Regions from separate parts of the Homo sapiens genome. Here regions 1, 2, 3, 4, 5 and 7 are each linked to region 6. Evidence: chromatin loops called from intact Hi-C (ENCODE). Cell type or tissue: IMR-90. All regions are shown on one strand. Region 1 overlaps CUX1 (cut like homeobox 1). Region 2 overlaps COL26A1 (collagen type XXVI alpha 1 chain). Region 3 has its middle 14 kb from the start of SH2B2. Region 4 has its middle 27 kb from the start of MYL10. Region 5 has its middle 59 kb from the start of MYL10. Region 6 has its middle 3.7 kb from the start of CUX1. Region 7 overlaps CUX1 (cut like homeobox 1).

Region 1 (4,000 bases), 230 kb after region 6:
CCAATTTACATTCCCACCAACAGTGTACAAAGATGCCCATTTCTCCATGTCTCACTAGCACTCGTGTGTCTTTTTGGTAATAGCCCTTCTAACAGGTATCAGGTGATACCTCATCGTGGTTTTGAGTCAAATTTTCCAGATGATTAAAGATGTTGAGCAGCTTTTCATATACCTGTCAGCCGTTTGCATGTCTTTTTTTAGAGAGAGACAGGGTCTCACTCTGTTGTGCAGACTGGCGTGCGGTGGTGCGATCATGGCTCACTGTAGCCTTGAACTCCTGGCCTCAGGTGATCCTCCTGTCTTGGCCTCCCAAAGTTTTTGGGATTACGTGAGCCACTGCGCCAGGCCTTATGTGTTTTCTTTTGAGATCCTTAGCCCATTTTCCGTTTTTTTGTTTTTTTTGGAAAGAGTCTTGCTCTGTCGCCCAGGCTGGAGAGGCTGGAGTGCAGTGGTGCCATCTTGGCTCACTGCAACCTCCACCTCCTAGGTTCCAGCGATTCTCCTGCCTCAGCCTCCCAAGTAGCTGGGGTTACAGGTGTGTGCCACCACACCCAGCAAATTTTTGTATTTTTAGTAGAGATGGGGTTTCACTATGTTGTCCAGGCTGGTCTCGAACTCCTGACCTCAGGTGATCTGCCTGCCTTGGCCTCCCAAAGTGCCGGGATTACAGGTGTGAGCCACTGCGCCCGGCCACCTTAGCCCATTTTCTAAACAGGGTGCCTGTTTTCTTGTTATTGCATTAACTTTTCCCCTCTTTCCAGCCTGCTCTTAAGATTGTACATGCTTTGAGGGCCCGTATCTTGTCTTAGATGCTTTATCTATTCTTTGCCTTATGGAAGTGGTTACATAAAACATTCTTAGCTGAATTTCCCCCTGCTTCTCGCCTTCTCCTTGTTAATGAGTACTTATTGAGTGTGATGTGCGAGCATCTACTTTGGTTCCTAGACGCCCACAAGCAAAATAGGTCAGTGCCCTGCTGGGAGTAGGGAGGGGTTGTCAGGGTCTTCTTTGGGTTTGTGGCCAGACAGGCGACTGTGGAGCAGACCAGGCACTCTGGGGACAGGATGATGCGTTCTGGCTGGAAGATACAGGGAGGCTTCCCAGGGACCCTAACACAGCCTGCTGCCCTGGACCTTTGCTGGGGAACTGACTTCTCAGCCAGTATGTCTGTCCGCAGGCTCTTGGGCCTTCTGCAGTGGTGGAGGTGACAGTGGTGTTAGCCGTGGTGGTCACTGTGGTGATGTGGCTGCTGTACTGTCATTATCTTATGGCAAAACCCGCAAGCCTGACACACACAGTGTCTCCCTGTAAGTTCGCGCCATGATGGCTCAATTAGGGACCCGTCGGACTGCGGCTCAACATCCAGGCCAGCTGCATAATTGAAAGCACATTTTCTCCTCCAAAGCTGCAGCTGGTTTGGTTCTGCTCATGCAGAAAGGGATCTAACCTTGCATAACATAGGAAATGAACAGTTGAGAGAGAAGCCAAATTCAATTTCAGTCAGATATGTTGAGGCTAAGTCCATGATCTATGGAAGCCGGGGCAGGAGCCGTGCGCCTGTGGAAAGGGGCGCTCTCAGCAGTCTATTAATCACGGCCGCCCGCCCGGCGCTGCCGCCACTGCCGGGTGCCACTGCGCCCGCGCGCCCCCTCCGATGTGGGCTGGAGCGCAGCCAAGCACTCCAGAAGTTAACCTCTTAAAGACCCGGAGCTGCTTTCTGTTGAATAAATGTAATTTTGTGGTCAGAAATAAATGCTTGTGATATAGCAGGAGCTTTGAAAACAACGGCAAGCTGGAGCGATTACAAATTGCTCCATGTTGTACAAGTCAACAGCAGACATCAAAATTCCACGTGGAGGGCAAATTGATTTCGGCCCAGAGCTCTGCAGCTATTCAATAAAAGTCCTATTAAACCATTGTATGTAATGAACAATCCAGAGCAAATCTAATATTTTCAGTGGATAATTATTTTTAACATCCTCTCGGTAACTGCTGGTAGATTTCTTGGATGTTTACAGCTCGAACTCGGGCAGAGTGGGCCTTCCCAGCTGTCATTTGGCATCTCCGCCAGGGGACCCGCTCCAGGGACCCAGCTGCGTACATGGCTCCTGAACATGGGGCTCTGGCCTTGGGGTTCAGGTTGCCAAGGAAGGGTGCATGGGGTTTCTGAATCTCCCAGTGCCTGGGATGTAGTAGGTGCCTGGGAAATGTTTGTTGAATTGAGCTGAACTGAGTTGAAATGCACAAGAGGAAGCTCTAAGAACCCCAGAATGACTTAGGAAAATGATATTGTGGCAAAGTTGACTCAAAACCTGAGGCTGAAGAGACCAGTGGGTTGCAGGTAAGGAAATTGAGGTCCCTTGTGATAGACCAATGTCAGCCCCTATGGGAGTCGGGACAGAGCTGGCACCCCGGGAAACCCCAGGACTTACCCAATTCACTTCCCGTTTTTGGAGATGGACTCTTGCTTTGTCACCCAGGCTGGAGTGTAGGGATGCGATTGCAGCTCACTGCCACCTCCGCCTCCCAGGTTCAAGTGATTCTCCTGCCTCAGCCTCTGAAGTAGCTGGGATTACAGGCACGCACCACCACACCTGGCTAATTTTTATATGTTTAGTAGAGACAGGGTTTCGTCACGTTAGCCAGGCTGGTCTCGAACTCCTCACTTCAAGTGATCCACCTGCCTCAGTCTCCCTAACTGCTGGGATTACAGGCGTAAGCCACTGTGCCCAGCCCCCATTTCACTCCTGTTCTGTTTTGGTTTGGTTTGGATTTTTTTTTTTTTTTTTTTTTTTTTTTGAGACAGTCTCACTCTGTCACCCAGGCTGGAGTGCAGTTGCACGATCACAGCTCACTGCAGCCTGGACCTCCTGGGCTCAAGCAGCCCTCCAGCCTCAGCCTCCTGAGTGGCTGGGACTACAGGTACACACCACTACACCCAGCTAATTTTTGCATTTTTTTTTTGAAGAGATGAGGGCTTGCTACGTTGCCCAAGACGGTCTTGAACTCCTGGCCTCAAGCAGTCCTCCCACAAAGGCCTCCCAAAGTGTTGGGATTACAGGCATGAGCCACCACACCCAGCTCACTTCTGTTCTTGACAGCTTGCGAAGTGCATTCTTTGTCAGGGAGGCCACACTGGGAGAGTCGCCAAAGCGATCTTGTTGCTCATCTAGTGTTCCCACCCCCAGGATGCTCCCCTACCTTGCTCATGACAGGGCTGTAACCCTGTCCCCTTCCAGACCAAGAGCTTCTCAGGGAAGGTCTGTTCATTCATTGATTCATTAAATATTTGTGGAGCATGTATGCCAGGCTAGACCAGAACTAGACCCTGGTTAGTGGTGGTAGGTGAATGAATGTAGCCGTTGCCTTCATGAAGCTTAACAGTTTAGCAAGATCTGTATCCCCATGTGGCACAGTGCTTGGCGCTCTGTTAAGTGATGGTGGATGGGTGGATGGATTGGTGGATGAATGGGTGGATGGTGGGTGTGTGGGTGGATGGATGATTTGTTAGATAAATGGGAATGGATAGATGGTTGATTGCATGGAGGGAGGGTGAATAGGGGATAGATGGATGGATGATTGGATAGAAGGATGGATGGATAGATGATTGGATAGAGGGATGGATGGCTGGATGATTGGATAAAGGGATAGATGGATGGGTGATAGGATAGAGCTATGGATGGATGAAGGGAGAGATGGAGGGAGGGAGGGAAGGAGGGAGGGAGAGATGGATGGATGGATAACTGGATAGAGGGATGGATGGATGATTAGTCTAGAGGTAGGGAGGGAGGGAGGGATGGATGGATGGATGGATGATTAGAAAGCAGTATGTGTCTGTAAGAATAGATTGACTCTTACTCATTTTCGTCTCCTGGAGTAAAATCATCCAACTTGTAATGCTCAGTCATACAGTATTTATTTGACTATCGTGGAATTTAAATTTCTAGGGTATTTTATTTTCTGCAGATCTCCCTTCCCTTGGAAAAACTCAATATGGATG
Region 2 (4,000 bases), 270 kb before region 6:
ACCCTGTCTCAAAAAAATAGATGATCTTGGGCAGGTGCAGTGGCTCACACCTATAATCCCAGCACTTTGGAAGGCTGAGGTGGGAGGATTGCATGAAGCCAGGAGCTCAAGACCAGCCTGGGCAACATAGTGAGACCCTGTCTCTACAAAAAATTATAAAAATAAAAATGAGAAAATTGGCCATCAGGGCTGGCAGTCCCTCATGGAAACAACCAGCTACTGGGTTGCCACTGTAGGTCCAGTCCAGGCTGTGCAGTTTGCCGCAGTCCCCACCATTCCCTATTGTCTTACAGCTCAGCTACTGTCTTCAGTATCTGCCCTGCTCCTTGGCTTCTGCACTTATGGCCCCCAGCCCAGCCTTGCTGGGTTCAATTTTGCAGCATTCTGCCTGGCCAGGGAGCAGGAACTTACTGCTTCCCACCTCTTTCTGGGGTTTGCTCTCTGAACTCTCTGGCTGGAATTGGAGGACATCTGCCCCCCTGCCTTCCTGCCACACTTTTACAATTTTATTTTATTTTATTATTTTATTTTGAGACAATGTATTGCTCTGTCACTGAGGCTGGAGCACAGTAGTATGATCATAGTTCACTGCAGCCTTCATCTCCGAGGCTCAGGTGATCCTCCTGCCTCAGCCTCCCAAGTAGTTGGGACTACGAGTGCACACCACCACACTTGGCTTTTTTTTTTTTTTTTAATTTTTAGTAGAGACGAGGTCTCACTGCGTTGCCAGGCTGGTCTCAAACTCCTGGCCTTAAGCAATCCTCATGCCTCGGCTTCCCAAAGTGCTGGGATTTACAGGTGTGAGCCACCATGCTTGGCCCTGGCCACATTTTAAAGTTAAGGGGAAGAATTTTCCCTCTGCAGATTCTACCTACTGGTCTGGGCTCTGCCACCTGGGGCTGTAATTACCTTTGCTTTAATCACAATTGTAATAATCATAGTTGCAATCGATGAAGCCCTCCTGGTTGCCAGACACTGAGGTGGGGCTTTATCCTGGAGGACATTTAGCAAACAACACCTGTCTATAAGGCTGAATCCAGGGGTTGAAGGCTGAGGTCTACCATGAGTGGTCAGGATCTGCACTGTGCCAGTTATTAAATATTTTCATATCAGATATGAAAATATTTCAAATACAGATATAATTTTTTTTTTTGACATGGAGTCTCACTCTATCACTCAGGCTGGAGTGCAGTGTCGTGATCTCGGCTCACTGCAACCTCTGCCTCCTGGGCTCAAGGGATTCCCCTGCCTCAGCCTCCCTAATAACTGGGATTACAGGCACGCACCACCAAGCCCCGCTACTTTTTGCATTTTTAATACAGAAGGGGTTTTGTCATGTTGGCCAGGCTGGTCTTGAACTCCTGACCTCAAATGATCTGCCCTCCTTGGCCTCCCAAAGTGCTGGGATTACAGGTGTGAGCCAGCACACGCAGCCTAATTTTTGTATTTTTAGTAGAGACGGGGTTTCACCATGTCGGCCAGGCTGGCCTCAAACTCCTGACCTCAAGTGATCCACCCGCCTCGGCCTCCAAAGTGTGGAATTACAGGTGTGAGCTAGCGCACCCAGCCTACAGATATCACTCTTAATCTTCACACAAAGCTTGGAAGCCTTGAGGTTACAGGGGAGACACCTGAGGCTCAGAGAAGTTAAGTGACACCCCTGGGGTCACCCAGCAAGCCAGCAAGCTGGGGGCATTTTGCCTCCATGATTCTCTGCCCTTAGAGCCCTTTGGAGGGGGCGCTCTCCCTCTGCCCTCTGTTCTGAGTGTCTATTCTGATGCTGGGTTGGGGAGCAGGGGCAGAGCAGGGAGGAGAGATGCATGACACAGGTGGCCTCCAGTGGCCAGTCCCAGGGCCGGGGAAGGAGAGTAGGGTATCCTGCATTCTTGGAAAGGGACTGAAGGCTGCGGGAGGAGGGCCGAGCTCAGGTCTCCTACGGGAAGGGGGACCTCTCTCACTCTGGCCCCCGGCCTACCCCTCGAGCCGCTGTCCCTAAGGTCTCACCCCCAGAGCGTTACCTCATGCCCACATTCTTCAGATCTTTCTTGGGGGATGGAGGAGGAGGGGCTTCCCATCCCACCGGGGACCCAGGCCCACGAAAGCGCATGCCTGGCAAGACCTTTCCAACCAGGGGAAAATGCAGTTTCAAGAATGGCCACCAGGTGGGGCACACACTCTACACATGGTGACACCTGCAGCCAACCTGGATTCCAGAGCGCAGGTGGGGCTCTTCCGAGGCCAGCAGCCCCCAGCCAGGCCCTCCCCACCATACCACAGTCCCATGCAGGCAGAGTGCAAAGGGCCCTAAGACTCAGTGCAGGTCCCTTCATCAGATCAGCAAACTTTTTTTTTTTTTCTGAGACGGTCTCGCTCTGTAAGCCAAGCTGGAATGCAGTGGTGTGATTATAGCTCACTGCAGCCCAGACCTCCTGGGCTCAAGCCATCCTCCCACCTCAACGTCCCCAGTAGCTGGGGCCACAGGCGTGCACCACTATGCCCGGTTAACTTTTGTATCTTTTGTAGAGATGGGGTCTCACTATGTGGCCCAGGCTGGTCTCAAACTCCTGGGCTCAAGTGATCTTCCTGCCTCAGCCTCCTAAGGTGCTGAGCAAACATTTTTCAGCATCCTCTCTGGGCCAGAGGGAGAAAAGGCTGTCCCCTGGCCACACAGCAAGCCTTACCTCTCCATCTCCTTGTCCACCCTTGGGGTTTAGAGATCTGTAGCTGGGAAGATCCATCCTTCAGGACCTCCTGGGGCCTCCTCGGAGGCCACCTGTTGGGGAGCACTTTGCCACAAGCCCGGTTCTTGACCCTAAGCAGAGAGACAGCAGGGTGTGAGAGAGGGACCTGGAGCTAAGCAACTTCATCTGCAGCCTGGCTGTGTGAGCTTGGGCAAGGGACCAACCTTCCTGAGCCTCAGTTTCCCCACATTGAAAATGGGAACGAAAGCAGTTCTTAGAATCATAGATGTTTGTAAGTGCAAAGCTGGTTTGTAAGTTGTAATAACCAGCTCCAAGGTGATGTGAGTGCCTTTGCCTGTTTAGGGAGTCCCAGGTAGGCAGGGCTCCTGGGGGAACGTAGGCTGACAGCCCAGGGGGCCAGGCCTGGAGCCACTGGAGGCTGGGGGTCCACCATGTTCTGATGCCCTGTCTCCTTCTCTCCCCAGGGCCCCCGGGGCAGACAGGACCACCAGGGCCTGCAGGCCCCCCCGGGTCTAAAGGTGACCGAGGCCAGACAGGAGAGAAGGGTCCAGCGGGGCCGCCTGGTAAGAAAACCCCCCACATATGTGATGTTGTCAACCTGCGGAAGGGGCTGGGCTTTCTTCTCTACTGGAACAGGCGAGGTGTCCCACGCACCCACAGCCCTGATCTTGCTGGGTACCAGAAAAACGGGGTCTTTTTTTTTTAATTTTTTGAGAGGGAGTCTCGCTCTGTTGTCCAGGCTGGAGTGCAGTGATGCCATCTCGGCTCATTGCCACCTCTGCCTCCCGGGTTCAAGCAATTCTCCTGCCTCAGCCTCCTGAGTAGCTGGGATTACAGGCATGCGCCACCACACCTGGCTAATTTTGTATTTTCAATAGAGACAGGATTTCACCATGTTGGTCAGGCTGGTCTCGAACTCCTGACCTCAGATGATCCACCCACCTTGGCCTCCCAAAGTGCTGGGATTACAGGCGTGAGCCACCACCTCACCTGGCTTTTTTTTTTTTTTTTTTTTGAGATGGAGTCTTGTGCTGTGTCGCCCAGACTGGAGCACGGTGGCACAATCTCAGCTCACTGACACCTCCACCTCCCAGGTTCAAGCAACTGTCCTGCCTCAGCCTACTGAGTAACTAGGATTACAGGTGCCTGCCACCATGCCTGGCTAATTTTTGTATTTTTAGTAGAGACAGGGTTTCACCATGTTGGCCAGGCTGGTCTTGAACTCCTGACCTCAGGTGACCTGCCTGCCTTGGCCTCCCAAAGTGCTGGGATTACAGGGGTGAGCCACAACACCTGGC
Region 3 (4,000 bases), 460 kb after region 6:
CAGTCTCACCGTCTGCCAGCCTCTGCTGCCCTGTCTTACCCAGCCTGTTCTCTCTGCCTCACCAGCAGCCATCCCCCAATTCTGCTGCCCGTGCAACTGGCCTGTGCTCCTATCACCCCAAGCCACCTCTTCAGGGATGGCCTCCCCCAACCACTCAGCCCTGCACCCTCAGATCCCCTCAGGAGCTAACCCAGTGCCCAGAGCATCTGCAGCAGCGCCAATGGCCAGGCCTCCAGGCCAGCTTAACACATGGGCCTTTTCCAGGATAGCGGGCCACCAGCTGGGAACCGGGGCAGCCTAGGATAGAGGGTTTGCAGCCAGGATGCTCACACCTGCACAGAATGTCACCTACATACACGGCAGGACTGTGTGCCCACCCCTGCAGTAGCAGACACAGGAACAAGTGCACGGGGACCAGGCCCACGCACCCCATCATCTCCCTGGTGCCCACGGATGGTGCTGGGAGCTGCAAGTTGCTGCCACCCCAGGGACCTGACCAAGACCACACTGGGGTGGTCACAGACTGGGGGCAGATAAAACAGGCAGTGCAAGGAATCATCTCAGCAGCTTTTTATCCACCCCTCTTGCCAGGCGCACACCTCCAGGGAAAAGGGCTCACTCTGGCCAGGCAAAAGTCACCTCTGCAAAGGTTCTCCATCTCAGCCCTGTCTCTCTGTCCCCCAGGCCCTCATCCCTGAGGTGGAATGTGGCTTCCCTGAGCCTTGTTGGAGCTTAACGCCCTCTTTTTATCCCAGGAGTCTGTCCCCATGGTCCCAGCACGGTTCTTGGATGTGCTCCTGTTTGTGGCCAAACTGAAGCATCCCCTCCCTTGGTCCAGGACCTTCACCTCTATTAATGTGACCCAAGGCCCCATTAGCTTTCTGGTGGTTTCCTCTCCCTACATCTCACAACCGCTGTCCACCTCCCATCCTAAGCATGTGTGGCCGGCTCTGCCATCCCATCCCACAGGCCAGGACCCAAGGACTCTGTACTCAGGCCAGGAGGGCATGGTATTTATCGTCTCTCTGGACCTCTCCCCTTTGGGGTCTCCTTAAAGTCCCTGCAGGTGGCCCAGGGCCAGCCCCAACCCTGCCCCCGACAGTCCTCCCTCCAAGGCCGGGTCCTGCCTTCAGGTCCTGCCTCTTCCCTCATCCCCTCCTCACTTCCGCAGATACCACCTTCCTGCCAGGGACCCAGGGGCTCAGTGAATGTCTGAAGGAAGAAATCCATTTAGGGGCCCAGTGCGGTGGCTCACGCCTGTAATCCCAGCACATTGGGAGGTTGAGGCGGACAGATCACTTGAGGTTGAGACCAACCTGGACAACATTGCTAAACCCCGTCTCTACTAAAAATACAAAAATTAACTGGGCACGGTGGCAGGCGCCTGTAATCCCAGCTACTCAGGAGGTTGAGGCAGGAAAATTGCTTGAACCTTGGAGGCGGAGGTTGCAGTGAGCCGAGATGGAGCCACTGCACTCCAGCCTGGGTGACTGAGTGAGACTCTGTCTCAATAAAATAAAATAAAATAAATCCATTCGGGGCCTGAACGAGGCGAGACTCTGGTGTGAGCAAGGGCTTAGACAGAGCTGGGGGTGGATGCCTTGGGTTTGGTCCCAGGTCGGGAAGCCTCCGTTCTTTGACTGTAAAATGTGAATCGTCTTTTCTGACTCATCTATAAGGACTTGGTGTGCAGTGGGAACCCAGGAGCATGTGGGGGTGAGGCTGGGCTGCCCCATCCTGGCCCAGGACACTAAGCCCAGCCAGGGCAGGTATGACAGCCGGTCAGCAGGCCGCGCAGTCAGGGATGAGTCCACGGAGGAGGCCGCACATACCATTTCCCTGGCACTGCCCACAGCCTGCAGCCTTTGTGCATTTCTGAGGCCACAGTGCCCCCTGGCGGCTGTGCAGCCTACCCCAAAGGACAGCGTCCTGGGTCTCAGGCCTCAGTCTCCCTCTCTGCGGCCCCAACAGCTCACCCTAAACAAGGTTTATTGTTACCATGTTACATGTCACCATTTGGGACCAGAAAGGGGGATCCAGTGGCCCTGAGCCGCACAGTCAACCAGAAACAGGGCCAAACCTCACCCTCAGGGCTGCCTGGCTCCTGGGTCACTGAAGTCCTGCCTGGCAATGCGTGCTTGGGTCTGGGTCCCTTCCCCGACATCTCTCACCCTCCTGCAGGGCAGGAAAGTCACAGTTTGGATGCTTTGTTATAAAGATGACCCTGGCACCTGGAGGAGGGAGAGACAGACAGGGCTGTGGGTCGGGGGACTCCTTGGGGACCACGCCACCCCAACCACTGCAGCTGGAGCCTCTGTTGGGGGCGGGACCAAGCACCTCTGTTGTCAGCCCAGAGGTGGCACCCCTACGCGCCCCACTGCACCCCCGCGGCTTTCTCTGCCTCTCCTACCCCCAGGCTTCCCACTGGACATTATCCCAGAACATCAGCTAGGAAGCAACCTGAGCCTCCTTGCCCCTGCCTGACAAGCAAAGTGAGGCCCAGAGAGGGAAAGGGGCTGGCCAGGGCCCCCCAAACAGCCGTGGGCAGAGCCACATTGCACCGGTTTCTCCTAATCCCTGACCTGAGCTCCTTCTCCTACCCAGGGGATTTCATCAATCCAGAGAGTGCTTGGGGCCAGGAGTGCCTCTGACAGTCAGGGAGGGCTTCCTGGAGGAGGCCCTAGGTCTAATGGGGTCTTCTAGGCAGTGGTGAGTTGGGAGGGAATAGCCAGCACTCTCACAGCATCCAGGCAGCCCTGCTTCCAGACCGTGGGTTGGAGAGGCAGAACCAGGGGAGGGCACCAAGGGTCCCACCAGGCTCCCTCTGACGGCCATGTCTTCCTTTGGCCACAGGACGCTGTGCGGAGCTGCAAGTCCGTATCACTGAGGCTGTGGCCACAGCCACTGAGCAGAGAGAGCTGATCGCCCGCCTGGAGCAGGACCTGAGCATCATTCAGTCCATCCAGCGGCCCGATGCCGAGGTGAGCCCACCCCCCTGCCCCATGCCCATCTCGATACCTGCCCAACTGACTTAGCCTCTGCAAACACTGACTTCCCAGATTAGCCTGTGTATCAGGCAGCTGGTGACAACCCAGAAGGGCTGTCACCTAAAACCATTGGGTTCTCCCTGCTTACTCCATGAATACCACCCTGCCTCCGATTTGGGGTGACAGGCCATGGGGCAGAGGCCACAGGGCTTCCTAGCGGTAGCACAGAGGCCCGTCTTTCCAGGCACTGCCCTGAGAGCAGAGGCAGAGGCAAGGCCAGGACCATGCACCCATCTCCCAGCTAAAGGACCTGGAGCCCAGAGATCACAGCAGGCTGGGACATAAACAGCCCAGGGAGAGCATCTCCTCGCCCACCTCCCATTCTGTAGAGTCCACAGTGGGACTCCGGGAGAGAAGTCTGGGCTGTCCCAGGTCACGTGGCAGGCTGGTTGCAGGGCCAGGGAGGCCCAGGTGTCTGATGCATGTCAAAGCTGAGTGGCTGCGAGGAGAGCTGCACTGCTGCTGAACTCTGGCCTCAGGAGTGACTCAGGGCCCAGCCATCTCTTCTTTGGTAGCTCATGTCACGTGTCCAGGTCCGGGCCCTCCTGCAGCCAGCCTGCACCCCGGATGGCCCCACCCACTCCTTGCCACACCCACCCTGCCATTTGCCTTGGCCATGCTGAAAGGGAATATTCCGTGCCCATTGTGCGGAGGCACCTCCTCATCGCTTCCTGTCACCTGCAGGGTGCCGCTGAGCACCGCCTGGAGAAGATCCCAGAGCCCATCAAAGAGGCCACTGCCCTATTCTACGGTAAGGAGAGGCCTGACCCATGGGAGGAGGGAGGAGGAGGGAAGAGGAGACAGGTGATACCGCCTGAGAACACAGATCCCCAAAGAGTAGTCCCTTCCTCTAAGAAGGTCAGGCCCCCACGCCTGCAATGCAGCAGCAACCTTCAAAGGGTCGGGTAAGGCTAGGTGTGGTGGCGCACACCTATAGTCCCGGCTACTTTGGA
Region 4 (4,000 bases), 210 kb before region 6:
GGGTACTCCAGCCTGCCTGGCCCACCTCACAGTGGAGGTCCAGGTGCTGTGTAGACTGTTGAGGGCCATGTGTCAGGTGGCCCAGGCCACCCAGGGACTGGGCAACCTCACTGGCAGGTGGGCATAGGGACGGCTCTTGTCCAGGAGGGCCTGCCTGGATGGTGAGCCAGTGAGAGTCCTCAGTCCCCAGCCAGGACTGCTCTGGGCCCAGCCTGGCCGGAGATCCCATCCCAAAGGCAATGACCATGCTTCAGCCTCTCGAGTAGCTGGGATTACAGGCACACAATCATACCCAGCTAATTTTTTTAGTAGAGACGGGGTTTCACCATGTTGGCCAGGCTGGTCTTGGACTACAGACCTCAAGTGATCCGCGTGCCTCCGCCTCCCAAAGTGCTGGGATTACAGGCGTGAGCCGCTGCATCTGGCCAGGCCTCCAGCTTTTATGGGAGACTCACGTCTGCCCGCTTGATGGAAGTTCTGGGCAGGGCAGGAGGGAGAAGAACCAGTATTTACCAGAATGGATGAGGGCATTCCAGGAGGGGCCTTTCGCTGAATGGAGGCAGTGTGGAAAAGGGGCAGGTGGGACCCAGACGGTGCAGGAGCCTGAGGCTGTCCCTCCAGGCTGTCCCAGGGATCCAGAGCCTCATCGAGGCCCCATCCTTGGCTCTTCTACCGCCCCTATCCATGGAAGCCAGGAATCTTGTTGCCCCACTTTGGGAGTCAAACTTCACAGCTTTGTCTGTCTCCAAGCCTCCCACTGGAGGTGCTTGGAGGCCTCAAACCTGCAGCCTTGAATCACCCAATGCCCTGATGGGCTGGGCTGCAGAGAGGGAGGGAAAGGTTATGGGAGTGCTGGCAGTGGAAATGGCTGGAGGTATAATGTCATTCCATTTGCAGACCAGGAAACAAAGGATGGCAGAGGGGACCACACAGCCAGGCAGTGACAGGTGGGGACAGAAAGGGACACCCCCCTGCCACCCATTGTCCTGGGGGTGCTGCCCAGGTTCCTGAGTGAGTGGTTGGGTCAGGTCACCTAAAGAACACTTGGAAGCCCGCGAGGAGAGGAAACCCACTTTGAACAAATGTGGAGAAAGGCGTGGATCAGAGTCTAACAGCTGAGGTCCCCGATGACTGTGTCCCGCTCCATTTAGGGCCCGGGACACACAACCCTCCTTGGTCCCCTCCCGTGGACATGGGACCAGGACCAAGGTCTCTTCCCCCTGAATATCCCGCCCTCCCCAGCCTCCTGCCAACTGCCTGCCTTCCAGTGCCCCCGAGGACACAGGACTGAGGCTGGATAGAGGATTGCTTCGTGGACCTTTGCTGGGGACATGTGGACAGGCAGGGGCCACCAACTCAGAGCGAAGACGTCACAGATGTGTGAAAACACTGAAGATGGGGACACAGAGGCACCGAGCGTTAGGTGGCTGGAGTCACTGGATCACAGCGTCTGGAGCCAAGGGTTTCCACTGTTCCCAGGTGTAATTCCTCCCCGCAGCCGTGCAAGGCGGGTGCCCCAGCTGTACTCACTTGGCTGCTCTGTAGGTCGCACAGTCAGTAAGCGGCAGAGCTGGGACAGGCCAGGCAGGTAGGCGTCTTGACTCGGTGCCTTACCCTCTCTGGCCTCAGTCTTCTCATCTGTCAAATGGTATAATAATAGGATGTACTCCTCAGGGTTGCTGGGAGGGTTACACACGTTAGTGCACACTGCCTGGGGCTCGGTGACTGTTCTCTAAGTGTTTGCTGCTATTTTTTTTTACTTAAGGAAACTTAACATCGAATAGGTTAAGCAGCCGGGGCTTGAATTTAGTCTTCTCTGCACCAAAGTTGCGCTGTGGACTCTTGTGCCGACTGTGATCTAGAGATTCCCAAGCCCCAGAGGCTTTGGGGAAGGCGGAGCCAGGAGAGGCTGCTCAGCTGTCAGTAGATGGCGCTGTGGAGCCACAAGGGCCGCCCTCGCTGCAAAAGCCCGTTGACGCACCAGGCTGTGCACAGACTGGGGTCTCCCCGCCCTGGGCCAGGCCCTGCACCAGATATGGCCCCAGGAGAGGGGGTGCCGCTAACCCTGTTTCCCTGATGAGGGATATGAAGGCTCAGAGAGGTTGAACCACTAGCCTTGAGGTCACACAGCTATAAGGGGCAGGGCTGGGGCTCCCCACCCCAGATGCCTCACTGAGCTCTCCAGCCCCACCCCCATCCCACCCCTCACCCTGGCCCTCAAGAGGCCACAGTGACTCCCTGGCGCTTGATGGGAGCCAGGCGCGTCCCTCCTTCCCCCATGGCTGGACATTCCAATGAAGCTGAAGCCACCAGCTTTGAAGTGAGAGCTAAACCCGGATTAGGGCGGCTCCAGGCTGGCCTCTCCTTCCCAGCCCCATTGCCAGGCCCACGCTCACCAACCACGTCAGGCCAGAGTCCTGGCGGCACAAAGGGGTCTGGGGCCTAGAGGAGGCAGGACCTGCCCCGCACAACACAGTCCCTCTCATAGTCTGTTAAGAAGCCTCGGGGGCCCCCACGACCTGCTACTAGCCTGAAACCCCACGTCACGCGGGTGCCAGCACAGAAGCTCCCACGGGGCTGGGAGGCTGTGTGTCCGTCTGTCTGTGAGCAGCCACACTTCCCTGGCCTCACCCTGCCTGTTTGGGTTCCAGGATCAAGCCTCTTTATTCAAGGAGATTTGGACTCAAGACTGGAAGATGACACTGGTATAGTGAAGCTACACCAGTTCTGGAACCCGTGTTCCAGAAGGTTCTGGAACATCCACCTTCAAATTAATCTCTCACAGCCTCTTCTTCAGAATTCAGCTCTTCCCAGACTTCACTTTTTTTTTTAATTTTATTTTATTTTACAGAGTCTCGCTCTGTCGCCTAGGCTGGAGTGCAGTGGTACAATCTTGGCTCACTGCAACCTCCACCACCAGGGTTCAAGTGATTCTCCTGCCTCAGCCTCCCAGGTAGCTGTGATTACAGGCATGAGCCACCATGCCCAGCCTTATTTTATTATTATCTTTTTGAGACGGAGTCTCACTCTACCGCCCAGGCTGGAGTACACTGGTGCAATCTCTGCTCACCGCAACCTCTGCCCCCCGCTGGGTTCAAGTGATTCTCCCACCTCAGTCTTCCCAGTAGCTGGGATTACAGGCATGTGCCACCATGCCCGGCTAATTTTTATATTTTTAGTAGAGACGGGGTTTCACCATGTTGGCCAGGCTGGTCTTGAACTCCTGACCTCAGGTAATTCACTCACCTCGGCCTCCCAGAGTGCTGAGATTCCAGGCGTGAGCCACCGCGCCTGGCCTTTTCCCAGACTTCAGTGATTCTCATTTCACCTTCATGACTTTTTTTTTTGTAGCTAAATATTGTTTACATTTATCTTTTTCCTTAAATCGACTCCTATACATATGTTTATTTTAAAGAAAGCTTTTATAAAAAAGAAACCTTGCTATCAAAAATGAAAAGCTAGTCCCCTGTGCCACATACAGACAACATGCATAAAAATGCATGCCATGGCTGGGAGCAGTGGGTCATGCCTATAATCCCAGCACTTTCGGAAGCTGAGGTGGGTGGATCACGAGGTCAGGAGTTCGAGACCAGCCTGGCCAACATAGTGAAACCCTGTCTCTACTAAAAATACAAAAATCAGCCAGGCGTGGTGGCAGGTGCCTGTAATCCTAGCTACTCAGGAGGCTGAGGCAGAAGAATTGCTTGAACCCAGGAGGCAGAGGTTGCAGTGAGCCGAGATCATGCCACTGCACTCCAGCCTGGGTGACAATGCAAGACTCCGTCTCAAAAAAAAAAAAAAAAAATGCATACCATGAAAACGGAACAATGCCGTTCAATTCTGGCTGGCTGCCGGGGCCTAGGGAAGGCTCTCAGCCTGGTGTCTGCTCCCTTGCTAAAGAGGGCAGTAGGCTGGTCAGAGACCTGTCTGCACCAAATCCAGCATCTCTCCTTGATGCAACCAGGAGAGAACATTGTGGAAGGAGACTCCCTTTCAGCAT
Region 5 (4,000 bases), 130 kb before region 6:
GTGAGCCGAGATCATGCCACTGCACTACAACCTGGGCAACAGAGTGAGACTCAGTCTCAGAAAAAAAAATAATAAAATAAATAAATAAAAAGATTCTCAGGCTGAAGTCACGAAGTAGGGTGGCCCCGAGCCCCCCTCAGCAGACACAGCCCAAGAGGGCATCTGCAAAGAGCAGGACTGTGGGTTGTGGGCAAGACGTGGAGGGGAGGTAGAGGAGAGAAGGGGACCCCCTACACCAGGAGGAATTTGCAGGCTTCACCAGGGAAATAGGACGGCACCCCCTGCCCCAGGGAGGTGGGCAGGGCATAGAGGGCATTTTCCAAATTGTACAGCCACAGGGACCACTCTGCCCAGAGCTCCACTCACACCCTCCAACCCCCTAGTCACACAGACACACATTCACACACACACACTACAGTCGTACACACACAGACATGCATTCACATATACACTCACTGACATACAGATACATACTCACAGGCACACACAGACATGCATTCACATACACACTAACGCAAAGACACACACAGACATTCACACAGAGTCACACTTACACACAGACATGTATTTACACATTCAAATGAATACACACACTAACACACAGAGACACACACAAACACGCACACACAGACATGTAGTCACACACCAGATGCACACACATACACTAACACACAGAGCTGTACTCACATAGACCACACACATACACACATAGGCATCATCACTACGCTAATGTCTCTCAGTGTCCTACGACAGGTGTGCACGGCCTTGCCTTGCACTGAGGTGCCCCTGCAGTATTGGGGGTTCCACCGTAGTACTGGGGTCCACTCACCCATAGACCGTGCATCTCCAGCTTCATGCGCAGGAATTTCCCCATGCCACAGGGCCTTTTGCTGGGGAAGATGCTGGTCTGCCCAAAGTCAGCGTGGAATCTGGGCAGAGCCAGAATGACCTGCCCCAGGCTTGGGAGCCGAGCATATAACCCCCCTACACACAGCGCCATTCAGACCCTGGCACCCCACCGTTGGGCTCCCTAAAGATGTGTCCATTCTGCTTGACTTAAACACTGTATTCCTGGTTGGTCCTTCAGTGACAGGGGAGGGAGGAAGAGGCTGTGGCTTGCAGGACAGGGGGTCAGGATATGGGCAATGGCTTGGGGACCTCCTACTTGTAAGGAACCAGGGTGGGGTCCTATTGGGTGGACAGGAGACCCTGCAGCCCTGGCCTCACTGCCTTCTGGGATCCTCTGCCACAGGTCCCACCCCGCAGCCCATCCTGGGCCTGCGACCCACAGCCTGTGCCTCCTGTCCCCTGTCCCTCCCAGTGCACCCTGAGCCCACCCTACCCAGCCCCCGCCACCCCCCTGCTGCACTCCCAGGGCTGACCTTCTTCCCTGCCCAGGCTGGACATCCCTCCTCTCTTGCCTCCCCCTTGACCTCCCTGATGGGACTAAGTGGAGGCTTCTGTTCATGGAAACTGGGGTTAAGGAAGCAAACTACAGGGCCTGGGGTCAAGGTCAGGTCCAAGGTCAGGGCTGAGTCAGCCCTGACTTCGTTCCTCCCGCCTCTTCCCCCGGGCATCCAGGCCCTTAGGTGTCAGGAGTTACAGCCTTGCCCTCGCCTCCTGCTCCTCTGGCCGAGGCCAGGGCGGCCCCTTCCTGTCCCCCCTGCCCGTCGTTCGCTCCCCGAGGGCGCAGCAGAAGCACGGGGAACTCCGGACCCCACGAGGCGCTCTGGACGAGGTCGAGCCGCCGCTTCCCCCGGGCGCCGCTAGGTGGCGCCGCGCTAACGAGGATCGGGATAGACCGGAGGGGCCGCGCTGCCACCAACCGGGTCTCCACTCCCCAGGTCCTCACTCCCCGGGCCCCAGCCTCGCCCCAAAGCTCAAACACGCACCCGGGAACCCTTCCACCACCCTCCCTCCCCACCCCTGGCATCCTTAGCCCTCGGCAGCTCCCGTGGTCCCAGGGGCCTCTCCGGTCCCTCAGCAGGAGACCTGGAGTGCACGGCCTGTCCATGCCTCTGGGACGCAGGACAAAGTGGACGAATAGGAATCAACCGTGGGGAGGGAGGGGCCACCCAGGAGAATCCCAGTCCACGGAGTAAGGGAGGGTGGCATGCTGAGTGCCAGGCAGAAGGCCTGGCCCAGGCGGTGCTCCCTAAGTGAGGGTGCACCCTCACTTACATCCTTCCAGGATAGTTCCTCTTCACATCCTTCCAGGATAGTTCCTCGCCTAGGCGTTTTCTCCCTCAGTTTGGGGGTAGTGGTTTTTAGGGCCCCGTGTGAGAGTGAGAAGGCTCAAGGGTGCCACTACCCCAAAACCAAGGGGGCAAGGGGCAGACCCCAACTGTACCAGGAGCAAGGAGCTGCTTTAATTTACTCCTCCCAACATGTCTATTAGACGTTTTACCAACGAGGAAGATGGGCTCAAAGCCCAAGGTCACATGGGGGTGGATGGCCAAGGCAGGGTTGGAACCCAGGTCTGGCAGATGCCCTTGCCATGCCCTGGGGTGCCCCAACTCTGACCACAATGAGCCCTTCCAGCTCCTTCCCAGCCCAAAACTAAACCCTGAGGCAGAGTGACTGGGCCACGCTCAGACGTCCCTGACTCTATGCCCTACCTCTGTCCCTCTGAGACTCCCACTGTCCTACAGCTGCCTTCTGGTCTTTGCAATGGCTGATCGTCCTGCCGGGAAAGGTGTTTCCCCAGCCTCACCAGGGCCCACTCTGGCATCAACTCCTACAGGAAGCCCTCCCTGATTGATCCCTAAGTGGAGGCTTCGGTTGGGTCCCAGCCTCAGGAAACTGGCATCAGAGCCTCCCATGGTCCCGGGCTCAGACACAATAGTGAACTCAGCCAGGTGAAGGAAGAGCTGAGAGCCCACCACCACCACGATGCTGGTCCATCGGCAGCCTGTAGCACGCCCCAAACACCCCATTTACAAAGAAACTTTTCAAAGGGCATTTAGGGCAGATGATAAAACTATGGCCCGGAGAGGCCAAGTGACTAGTGCAGAGTCACACAGCAAACCAGAAGAGACTAGACACCAACCAAGATCTGTCACTATATTCATAAAAGAAAAGAAGGCTGGGTGCGGTGTTTTGTGCCTGTAATCCCAGCACTTTGGAAAGTCAAGGGGGTGCAGATCGCTTGAGCCCAGGAGTTTGAGACCAGCCTGGGCAACATAGTGAGACCTCATCGCTACTAAAAATGTAAAAATTAGCCCAGCATGGGGACGTGTGCCTGTTGTCCCAGCTACTCAGGAGGCCGAGGCAGGAGAATTGCTTGAGCCCAAGAGGTGGAGGCTGCAATGAACCGTGATTGTGCCACTGCACTCCAGCCTGGGTGACAAAGCAAGGCCCTGTCTCTAAAAAGAGAAAGAAAATAAAAGGAAGACCAAAAGCAATGAATTTAAAACACACACACACACACGCATGCATGAGTGCATGCATGTACTTAAGTGGTAGGGCAAAGTGCCGCTGCGGACTGCAGCTGGGAGAGAGGGTGACTCAGTGCCAAGATGCCCTGCACAGGGCCCCACGCTTCTGAGAACAGTCCAGAAGCCGCTCCCAGCATGCAGCTAAAGCCATTCTCTCCTGTGGACACATCCCTGGGGACAGACCCCGTCTGTCATCACCTGGCTTGGGTAACCCAGAAAGCTCTGCCCTCCAGGCACCAGGACAGTGTCACCCATAATGAATGCCCCAGAGCACCTAGGGGTAAGTTGAGCTGGGTCAGGCCGGGCCAGTCCAGGCAGCCCCCAGGAACCCCAAAACCCACTGGCATCTACCTCTCAGGGTCTCAGGCTGAGAGCCATAGGTGCTGGGGGACATTCTGGAAAGTGCCCCCAAGAAGGCTTCACAGAGCAAGTCCTACACTTGGGAGTTGGATCCAGGTTCAGCCCCTGCTCTGCCCTACCTCGGTGTAGCCCTGAGTGCTTCTTTGAGTTTCATTAATACAACCATGGGCTGGGGTGGGTGGGCACAGAGTAGCATGTGCTGG
Region 6 (4,000 bases):
AAAACTTCTGTCTGGTCTTAGTCCTAAATTTAAAACATTTACAAATTCAGGCAGCTTGAATTACTACCTCGATATAATTTTGAACTTCTATGTTTGTAAAATTGAGATTCTCCACATAACTTTTTATTAAGAGTATGATTCCTTTATACCATGCATCAAAATAGTCATATCTTTATGTTTATTTATGAATAAATTACGATAGAAGCATTTAGCATTATGAATTGTTTCTGATTATCCAAAATATTTCTTGTTGAAAACTATTTGAAACTCATTCTAGTTTGGATGCAAAAAAAAAAAAAATTCAGAAAATGCATTAAGGTTTTAGAACGAACCTCTTGATTTTTCCTTTGAAGTATATCTGATTTCTGAGTTTTTTTCATTTTCCTTCTAGCTTGGTAAAAATTATAGATTATTCCCCAACTTTTCTTGGGGATAAAGTTTCTTAACTTTAGGTGAAATTTAATTGTATGAGTCCATAATAAAAGATCTTGTGTGGGATAAAGAAAATGGATTTTTAAAATAATGCCTTACAGTGTAAGACATTTTTCAATTTGGAAGAAATTCTTGATAGTTAATTCCTTCAAGGAATTAGGTGAAGTATAACAGAACAACTTTTAAATTTGAATCTTTAGAAAACAACGCGACACATTTTCACTTCTTGGAGCTGCCAAAAGAGGGCCAATTTAGTAGTAATTACCCATATTTTGGAGAATTGGACAATTTTTTTTTTACTTTAGTGGATTTAATAAACTATATGTGGATGTCAGGGAAAGGAGAATCCACTAGTGTTAGGAAGATAGGAAAGAATGAACTCCCAAAAGCACTTTACAATTTTCTGCAAGTTAAATTAGTTAGTATTATCACATCCCTCATGTGGCTACTTACTGCTTTTTAGGCAAAATAAAATGGGCCAGAAAAGAAATTTAGGAATTCTGGGCTCAAATATTAATTATTTAGTTACCTTATTTGGGGCTAAGCTGTATTTCATTTAAAGGCGTCAGGAACAAACATCATCTTGGTCAGTTCCTCCATCTGATGACTGGGGGCTTGATTTTGAAAGCTTGGGTGGCAAATTGGTCATATACTTGGAAACTGTGAGATTTCATCCCCTAAAGGGAGAGCCTGAGTGTCGAAAAGTGACCAAATGCCTGTGGATTGTTTTTTTTTTTTTTTTCCTTGTTTTTCATTCTAAGTAATATTAATTATGTGTCCAGGTGCCCTAGGTATTTCTTGGTACTGGGCCATTTATCTTGAGAACTTACCTGCCTCTCACACCGTGCTCTGGGAGGTCATAGCCATTACTGTATTATCTTTGTAGGTGCCAGTGGAAATCTAGGTCCTAAAACCTATAAAATATTTTGTAAATATTTTATGCAGCGCACATCTTTGTAGATCCACTCTGCCAGTGGGTACTCCTGGGTTTTTACAATGGTGGGGCTAAAAATCAATCTGAAACAATACAAAAGAAACAAAATAGTCTTTGGAAATAAATACAATTTGCTTTTATTCTGTGTCTATACTTGCTCAAGAAAAATAAAGTGCACTTTAAAAAGTTTTTTTTAGGTCTCTGCTGTTTCACTCAACGCAGATAACTTTTGATCAGTGGTTTATTTTGAATGAATTTCTTTTTACAAAGTAACGTTTTATGGTGCTGGTGAAAGTTATTCTAAACTCCTCCCTTCCCACCACCCCCTGCAGAGAGCAACAAGGTTTATGTAACCCAAAACTTTGGTGGGAGAACTCAACTGTATTTAAATAGAGGTTAACCTCTGGGCCATCCAATATAGTGTGTCTGTACTAAGTCAGGTTAGCATGTAAATAATATAAATATAACCAGAAATGTAACAACGGTATTTAATAGTCATCAGATTTATTTCTAAAATATTGCCATGGATTCAGAATACTGAATTCCAACCAGATGTATTTCGGGAGTATTACACAGGTCATATATATTTCACTTTTTTGGTTCAAACCCAGGGGATCTACACGATAATTAGATTGAGAACATCTGCATCAAATCCAAACCATTTCCCTGATCCTTCCTTGAGCCTTCCCCATGGGAGGGATTTCTTTTTTTTTTTAAGCCCCTGCACATTTTGTCTAGCCACCTTTAGCGCAATTCCTAGGTCTCGCCTGCCTGCCACCGCAGAAATAGACATGCCAGGGGAAGGCGGAAGCACCCCCCCCCCCACCCCCGCCGCCTCCCCGAGTGTGCAGGCATCCTTAGAAGTCGCATTTCCCCGGGACAGGAATGTCCCTCGGTGGCAATGCCGCTTCCCGCCAGAAGCCTGACTCCGGGACAGGGCGTGGCAGGCGCGGGGGCCTGGGCGCGCCGGTGGGCACGTGCGCGGGGACCCGAGGACCCGAGGACCCGAGTGTCGGGGCGCCGCTGCCCTCTACCGGGCGGCGCGGTCGGAGCTACAGCGCGGCGGCCGGCCGACTGAGCGCGCGGGCCGGGGCGCCCCACACGGAGGCAGCCCTTGGCCACCCGAGATCCACAGTGCCCTGCTGTGCGCGGCGTCACCGCATCTAGGGTGGAGGCTCGCAACGTGCCCCCCGACGCCAGCGCGCTCCCACCCACCGGCGAGTCAAGGTTGCGTTGGGGAGACAGTGAACCCCGTTCCCGACATCAGGGGCCTCCCCTTGGGGAAACTGAGGCCCCTGGCCAGCTGCGCAAGACCTGGGGACACGCGTGTTCTCTAAATCTTGGGACTTTCATTTCCAGCCTCTTCCTCCAAAAATGCCGAATTCACTGCGCCAACCCTCGAACTCACTTGAAAAGCAATTGTTTTCCACTTGCGCGTTTTATTTTGTATCCTATGCAGATTCTATTTACATATGCATTTTGAGATTAAGGAATTTGGGGACTTGTTTTAACTAATTACTCGTTCAGTGAAGTACGGGAGAGTCAAAGAACAGTATTCCTACTGGAAACTCCAAGTCACACGTGTGTATAATCAATGAAAGATGACGATCATAAAACGTGTGCTTTCGCCAGCTTTCCGCGAGGAGAGAAATCAAAAGAGAATTTATTTTTTGGTTTGCATTTTAGCATTTCTGTAAACTTGGGACCACGCTTTCCGTTTTCAGTGAGTGCACCCACACTTTCCAACTTTCTGCGCCCAAAGTTGCAACAAACCAAGGTGTCTGAACCACAGGAAGTTTCTTGGGCTGTTCCGCTGAAGCGGCGCGGGGGGACACAGAACTGGGCTCCCAGACTTTTCCTGTCGTGGCCTAAACTGGAACGGCTTGGGCGAATGGGGGCTGCCGGGACCCCCAGCGCTACCGCCGTTGGGGTGCGTTCGGGTGCGACGCTGGCACCGCCGCTGTCCGGGTGTGGGGCATCCACGCGCGCGGCCCCCTGAGAGGGTCAGGGCTGTTTCCCCCTCAACTCCACTCCTCCAAACATGCCACGCTGTTCCTGGTCGTGTCGGTGTCCCGGTCCTCGCTGGGCGCAGAGGGATCAGAGTGTTGCCGTCCACCGTCGGGGCGCCTCCCACGCACGCTGCTGCGGGGGGCCTGGGCCACGCAGGGGTCGGGTGTGGGGGGTCCCGGGCAGGTGGTAGCGGCGTCTCCGCGCTCTGTACACTAACCACTACAGGGGCGCTCCGACGTTCCCCCCAACCGGAGTCTTGAAGGCGCTGCGCTCGGCCACCGCGGGCGATCGCGATCCCAGCGGGAGACCCCCCCCACCCCCGCAGCCCTCCCCAGGTGCGCGGTGCCGGGGGACCCCGGGCGCTGCCCTCCAGCGCCCCCTCGGGGCCGGGTCTGTGGCCGGCGCGACCGCGGACTTTGGGGGGGGTTGTCCCGAGGGGCGGGGGTCGCCGGTCGGCCCGCGGAGGGGAGGGGGAGGGCGGCGGTGGGGGGGTTGGGGGAGCAGGGGCCGGGGCCGCGCGCGCGAGGCCGGGCCGCGGCCGCCGCGCCCTGGGGCTGCGACTCCGGCTCCGGCTCGGGCTCGCCATGGCTGCGGCGGTGCCGTGAGGAGGAGTCCGCGTCCTCG
Region 7 (4,000 bases), 99 kb after region 6:
GGCATCATCCACTGTTCCCGGCCCACATACACTTTAAAGGTGAACAAATCCAAGCCAGGCATGGTGGCTTATGCCTGTAATTCCGCACTTTGGCAGGCCAAGGCGGGCAGATCGCTTGAGGCCAGGAGTTCAAGACTAGTCTGGCCAACAAGGCGAAACCCCCTCTCTACTAAAAACATAAAAATTAGCTGGGCATAGTGGCTCATGCCTGTAATCCCAGCTTCTCAGGAGGCTGGGTCTTGAACCCTGGAGGTGAAGGTTAACCAGTGAGCCGAGATCACACCAGCGCACCCCAGCCTGGGCGACCGAGCAAGACTGTCTCAAAAAAAAAAAAAAAAGATGGGCAAATCCAAATGGATCTCTGGTGTTATTTAAATACTTATTTGGGAAAAAAATTTTCCCACTATTTCTGTTAAGCAGACAGCTGGTTACATGGTAGTTTTTTAATTTTGTTTTTAATAACATCTGAAATGCCTGGCAGAAAGTCTGGAGTTGGGGGCAGAGAGAAACTTAAAATGTTAGGAGCTTTGCCCTTTGAGGAGCTGTCAGAATTGGAGAAAAAACATCCCAGAAATTGTAATCAGTGAGGAAAACAGGATTCCAGCTATCCACAGCACCCCAGCTGTACACCAGCGTCACGGGATGAGGGATGCCTGTGTGCACGTAGGCCTTGGTTTCTGAGCTGAGACAGCAGCAGCCAGGCCGACTTGGTGATAGGCTTGGCCTGCCCCTGCAGTGGACTGCCTGGGCCTGGGCCTGGGCCTTGGCCTTGGTCTCAGCCCTGTGGTGGATGATCTGAGCCTTGGCTTTGGCCCTCCAGTGGATGGCCTGAGCCTTGGCCTTGGCCTTGGTCCTGCCGTGGATGACCTGAGCCTTGGTCTTGGCCTTGGTCCTGCGGTGGACGACCTGAGCCCTGGCCTTGGCCTTGGCCCTCCAGTGGATGACCTGAACCTTGGCCTTGGCCTTGGCCTTGGCCCTGCCGTGGATGACCTGAGCCTTGGTCTTGGCCTTGGTCCTGCAGTAGACAACCTGAGCCTTGGCAATTGGCCTTGGCCCTCCAGTGGATGACCTGAGCCGTGGCCTTGGCCTTGGTTCTGCTGTGGACGACCTGAGCCTTGGCCTTGACCTTGGCCCTCCAGTGGATGACCTGAGCCTTGGCGTTGACCTTGGCCCGCCAGTGGATGACCTGAGCCTTGGCGTTGACCTTGGCCCGCCAGTGGATGACCTGAGCCTTGGCCTTGACCTCTGAAGCTCTTCTGTGCAAGGGTGGGGCTCCTGTTGGTGACACCCACTTGCTGAGTCTACACCTGGGAAGCTCTTGGTCAGCTCGGCCCATTGACTTGAGAGAGGAATAGTTGCCGTCCAGCGAGTGCTGGGGGTGTAAGGTGGACCGGGCCACACGGCTGCCAAGGGGCCGGCTGGGTGGGACTGAAACCTGACCCATGTGGGTCCTCATTGCCTCCTGACATCAGTCATCCTGTGATCTCTTAGAAAGATAAAAACACATTTTCTGCGTTCTGGTGCCTCTCCTTGCCAGACATTTTCTCAGTAAAGTTTCTGTCTCAGCCTCGTTGGAAGTGCCAGGTTCTGAGCCCATCAGTTTGCTGCTAGCCTGCCAGCTTCCCATGACCTGGGACCTGGGACCAGGGGCCCGCAGGTGTTTCTAGCTGGAGAGGAGTTCTAGATAGTTCTGAGCGGATACCCTCCTCTGTCTTCCTCGGGAGAGTTCTGGCTTGGTTTGGTGGTGTTTTCTGTGACCAGCAGTGGCCACCGCCACCACCAACCCCTCTTCCCCCTCCCCTCTTCCTCCCCCTCCCCCCTCCCTCCTCCTCCTCTATCTCCATACGCCCTGAGACTGGCCAGTGGGCAGCATATTGTGCAAGAAACAGCTGTTGTTTTGACAAAGGACATAACTCGCCTCACTTCTTGCATCACCAGACCCACGAGGCTCTGGATTCCAGGCCTCTGCCCCTGCAGGTGGACACACAGACCGTAACGCAGAGGCTCACGTGTCCCACACTATGCATTACCATTTGTGTACGCACTCGTTCACATTTAGCAGGATTGTAAAAATTAATAGTTAGTGCAGTTCTTCCAGCTAGATAATGCATCCAAATGGCAAGACAGTCCAAAGATACACACTATGGAGTAAGTCCCTCTCCCCACCGGCCCCTCTGGAGAGAGCCAGGCACGGTCACAAGTTTCTTCTGTATCCCTCTGGAGATAATCACAGCCTATGCGAGCATATGGATGGATATTCTTTTAAACATTGTGTTGCGGTTTGCTTTTTGGCTTGGATGTATCTGATGATTATCATATCCCTTACAATACACCGTGTTTTTTTACATTACAGGAAAATCTGTGAGGGGCTAAACCGACAGGGTATTGCTGGGCATGGAGGAGGTTGGGTCCAGGTTTTTTGCTCTTTGTGACTTTTTAATGCCTTTCAGATGTGACGACTCTCCATACGCCTTCTCACACGTGACCCGTGACTCATGGGCCGAGGCCTCTGCATTTGGGACCCCCACCTCCACCTCCCCAAGATGCATTTCATTCCCTTGTTAATGTGTCATTGTAGTTGACGCTTTGAGGATAGGCAGGCTTGGTAGATAATAAAACAGTATTTGGCTTATGTTTAATCGCTGTCTCCTCCCACAGCCCGAGAACGCCTTAGCGTCCTTCAGAAAGGATTTGGTGGTACTGGTTTTTATGTGTGTGTGTGTTGTTTTTTAAAAAAATTTTCTCCAAGGGACCTGGTCAAAGATTTCAAGCCTTAAATCTGATCAACCCAATCTGGGGCGGCGGCAGCTCAGTCTCTCCTCCTCGCTGTGCCAATCTGTTTCTGTGGTGGCGGGTGGCGGCTCGGTGTTAAATTTGGAGACCCCCGTGGGTTTCCCATGCCGACCTGCATATGTCTGCGGGCACGGGGAAGGGAGGGCCGCAGACCCCCGTTGAGTCCCCGACTGCCAGCAGCAAGTTGCCGCAGGCGCACTGGCTCTGCAGCCCCGGGATCAAGGTGGGTTCACCTTGCACCGGGCCACCTGTTTCAGTTTCCTCCTCCACCAGGCAGGCTCTCTGACAGATCAGCCCAGGGAGGGGCAGGTGGGGACCGAGGGGGACGGAGGGGGCCCACAGACCCCCGGCTCATCTGGCATCTTCCCCAGCGTTTCCCACACTTGACCCACTAGATGAGAAGTTGGGGGTCGGGGCTGGGACCCCACCTTCATACCTCCAGCGCCTGCCAACTCAAAGACATCGGTAGATGCCCACCGATTGGGTAACCGCCCCCAGCACCCCCACCCTGCTAGGCTTCCATGCAGTGGGGGAAGTAGGGACCCCCGGCCAAAAGCAGTCATGTTCTTTTTGTTTTTCTCCTAAGTTTTCTGCGTCTGTGTGCGATTGGAACGAAACATCAACTCTTTTTTTTTCTTTTTTGTCATATTTCAATATTGGCTTTCTTCCCCGCCTTCTTTCGAAGGCTCCTTTTATAACTTCGGCTGCTGCTGCTTAAATATAGATGTCAAAGCCCTCCTCCCTCCAGATTGTTTATATTTTTGAAGAGCCTTCTGCTTCGCTGTGACTGCTCCTCTCTTATCTGTATCCCCCGTTCCACCACATTGGTTTCGGTTGCTCTTTTTTTTTTTTCCCTGCCTTCCCTTAACTGGGATGTGTTTCAAATGTGGTCTATCAAAATGTTCAGTGTTTCCCTTTTTTCTGCAATAGCTTTGACATCTGTTCTTGAATTCTAGCCCACGTTATTCCTTAGGACTTGTTTGCCCAAGATGTGCCTGAATGCCAGAAATACTAAGGGGAGAAGAGTGTGGTGTGGTGGTATCTTCCCCTCATTGCCTGGTTTGTTGTTTTATTGTCGTTGTTGTTTTTTTTTCTTTCCTCCCCTGCTTTTTAAAGTGTCTACGATTCCTTCCTTCTTCCTTCCTTCCTTCCTTCCCTCCCTCCCTCCCTCCCTCCCTCTTTCCCTCCCTCCCTCCCTCTTTCCCTC

What was found. Hi-C counts contacts between places; a loop is a spot of excess contacts. Peaks named below come from ENCODE experiments on the same cell type or tissue, not always from the same donor. Only the 100,000 strongest peaks of a DNase experiment are listed, where the experiment ranks them.
Region 1: a loop joins it to region 6, with 2.4 times the contacts of the local background. A loop is called at or near these places in 6 of 110 quality-filtered maps.
Region 2: a loop joins it to region 6, with 4 times the contacts of the local background. A loop is called at or near these places in 24 of 110 quality-filtered maps.
Region 3: a loop joins it to region 6, with 12 times the contacts of the local background. A loop is called at or near these places in 8 of 110 quality-filtered maps.
Region 4: a loop joins it to region 6, with 16 times the contacts of the local background. A loop is called at or near these places in 47 of 110 quality-filtered maps.
Region 5: a loop joins it to region 6, with 9 times the contacts of the local background. A loop is called at or near these places in 93 of 110 quality-filtered maps.
Region 7: it touches region 6 in a loop (3-fold over the local background); 7 of 110 quality-filtered maps call a loop at or near these places.

What each region holds. Positions count from the first base shown.
Region 1 is chr7:102,043,798-102,047,797 of GRCh38, forward strand. All of the region lies in intron 3 of CUX1 (cut like homeobox 1), which reads left to right. Among named protein-coding and RNA genes, the nearest start is that of CUX1, 230 kb to the left of the region's middle. In IMR-90, no CTCF peak of the experiment used is centred here; a DNase peak (open chromatin) is centred at 1,604; H3K27ac peaks cover 292 bases.
Region 2 is chr7:101,540,832-101,544,831 of GRCh38, forward strand. It overlaps COL26A1 (collagen type XXVI alpha 1 chain), which reads left to right. Exons shown (of 13, transcript NM_001278563.3): 6 at 3,167-3,265. Among named protein-coding and RNA genes, the nearest start is that of LINC01007, 26 kb to the right of the region's middle. RefSeq lists an enhancer at 1,295-1,963 and a silencer at 1,977-2,271. In IMR-90, a CTCF peak has its summit at 2,161 (motif pointing right); no DNase peak of the experiment used is centred here.
Region 3 is chr7:102,270,513-102,274,512 of GRCh38, forward strand. It overlaps a transcript of CUX1 not described here. Among named protein-coding and RNA genes, the nearest start is that of SH2B2, 14 kb to the right of the region's middle. RefSeq lists an enhancer at 3,622-4,000. In IMR-90, a CTCF peak has its summit at 1,898 (motif pointing left); DNase peaks (open chromatin) are centred at 1,729 and 3,529; H3K27ac peaks cover 152 bases.
Region 4 is chr7:101,600,661-101,604,660 of GRCh38, forward strand. No RefSeq gene overlaps it. Among named protein-coding and RNA genes, the nearest start is that of MYL10, 27 kb to the right of the region's middle. RefSeq lists a silencer at 2,010-2,069. In IMR-90, a CTCF peak has its summit at 1,921 (motif pointing right); a DNase peak (open chromatin) is centred at 1,911; H3K27me3 peaks cover 429 bases.
Region 5 is chr7:101,686,730-101,690,729 of GRCh38, forward strand. No RefSeq gene overlaps it. Among named protein-coding and RNA genes, the nearest start is that of MYL10, 59 kb to the left of the region's middle. RefSeq lists a silencer at 1,823-1,952. In IMR-90, a CTCF peak has its summit at 1,772 (motif pointing right); no DNase peak of the experiment used is centred here; H3K4me3 peaks cover 183 bases.
Region 6 is chr7:101,811,908-101,815,907 of GRCh38, forward strand. No RefSeq gene overlaps it. Among named protein-coding and RNA genes, the nearest start is that of CUX1, 3.7 kb to the right of the region's middle. RefSeq lists silencers at 2,155-2,564, 3,484-3,873, 3,914-4,000 and an enhancer at 3,975-4,000. In IMR-90, CTCF peaks have their summits at 2,394 (motif pointing left) and 3,753 (motif pointing left); no DNase peak of the experiment used is centred here; H3K4me3 peaks cover 2,113 bases; H3K27ac peaks cover 781 bases.
Region 7 is chr7:101,910,423-101,914,422 of GRCh38, forward strand. The region is part of intron 1 of CUX1 (cut like homeobox 1); the gene reads left to right. Among named protein-coding and RNA genes, the nearest start is that of CUX1, 95 kb to the left of the region's middle. In IMR-90, no CTCF peak of the experiment used is centred here; DNase peaks (open chromatin) are centred at 1,939 and 3,639; H3K27ac peaks cover 2,950 bases.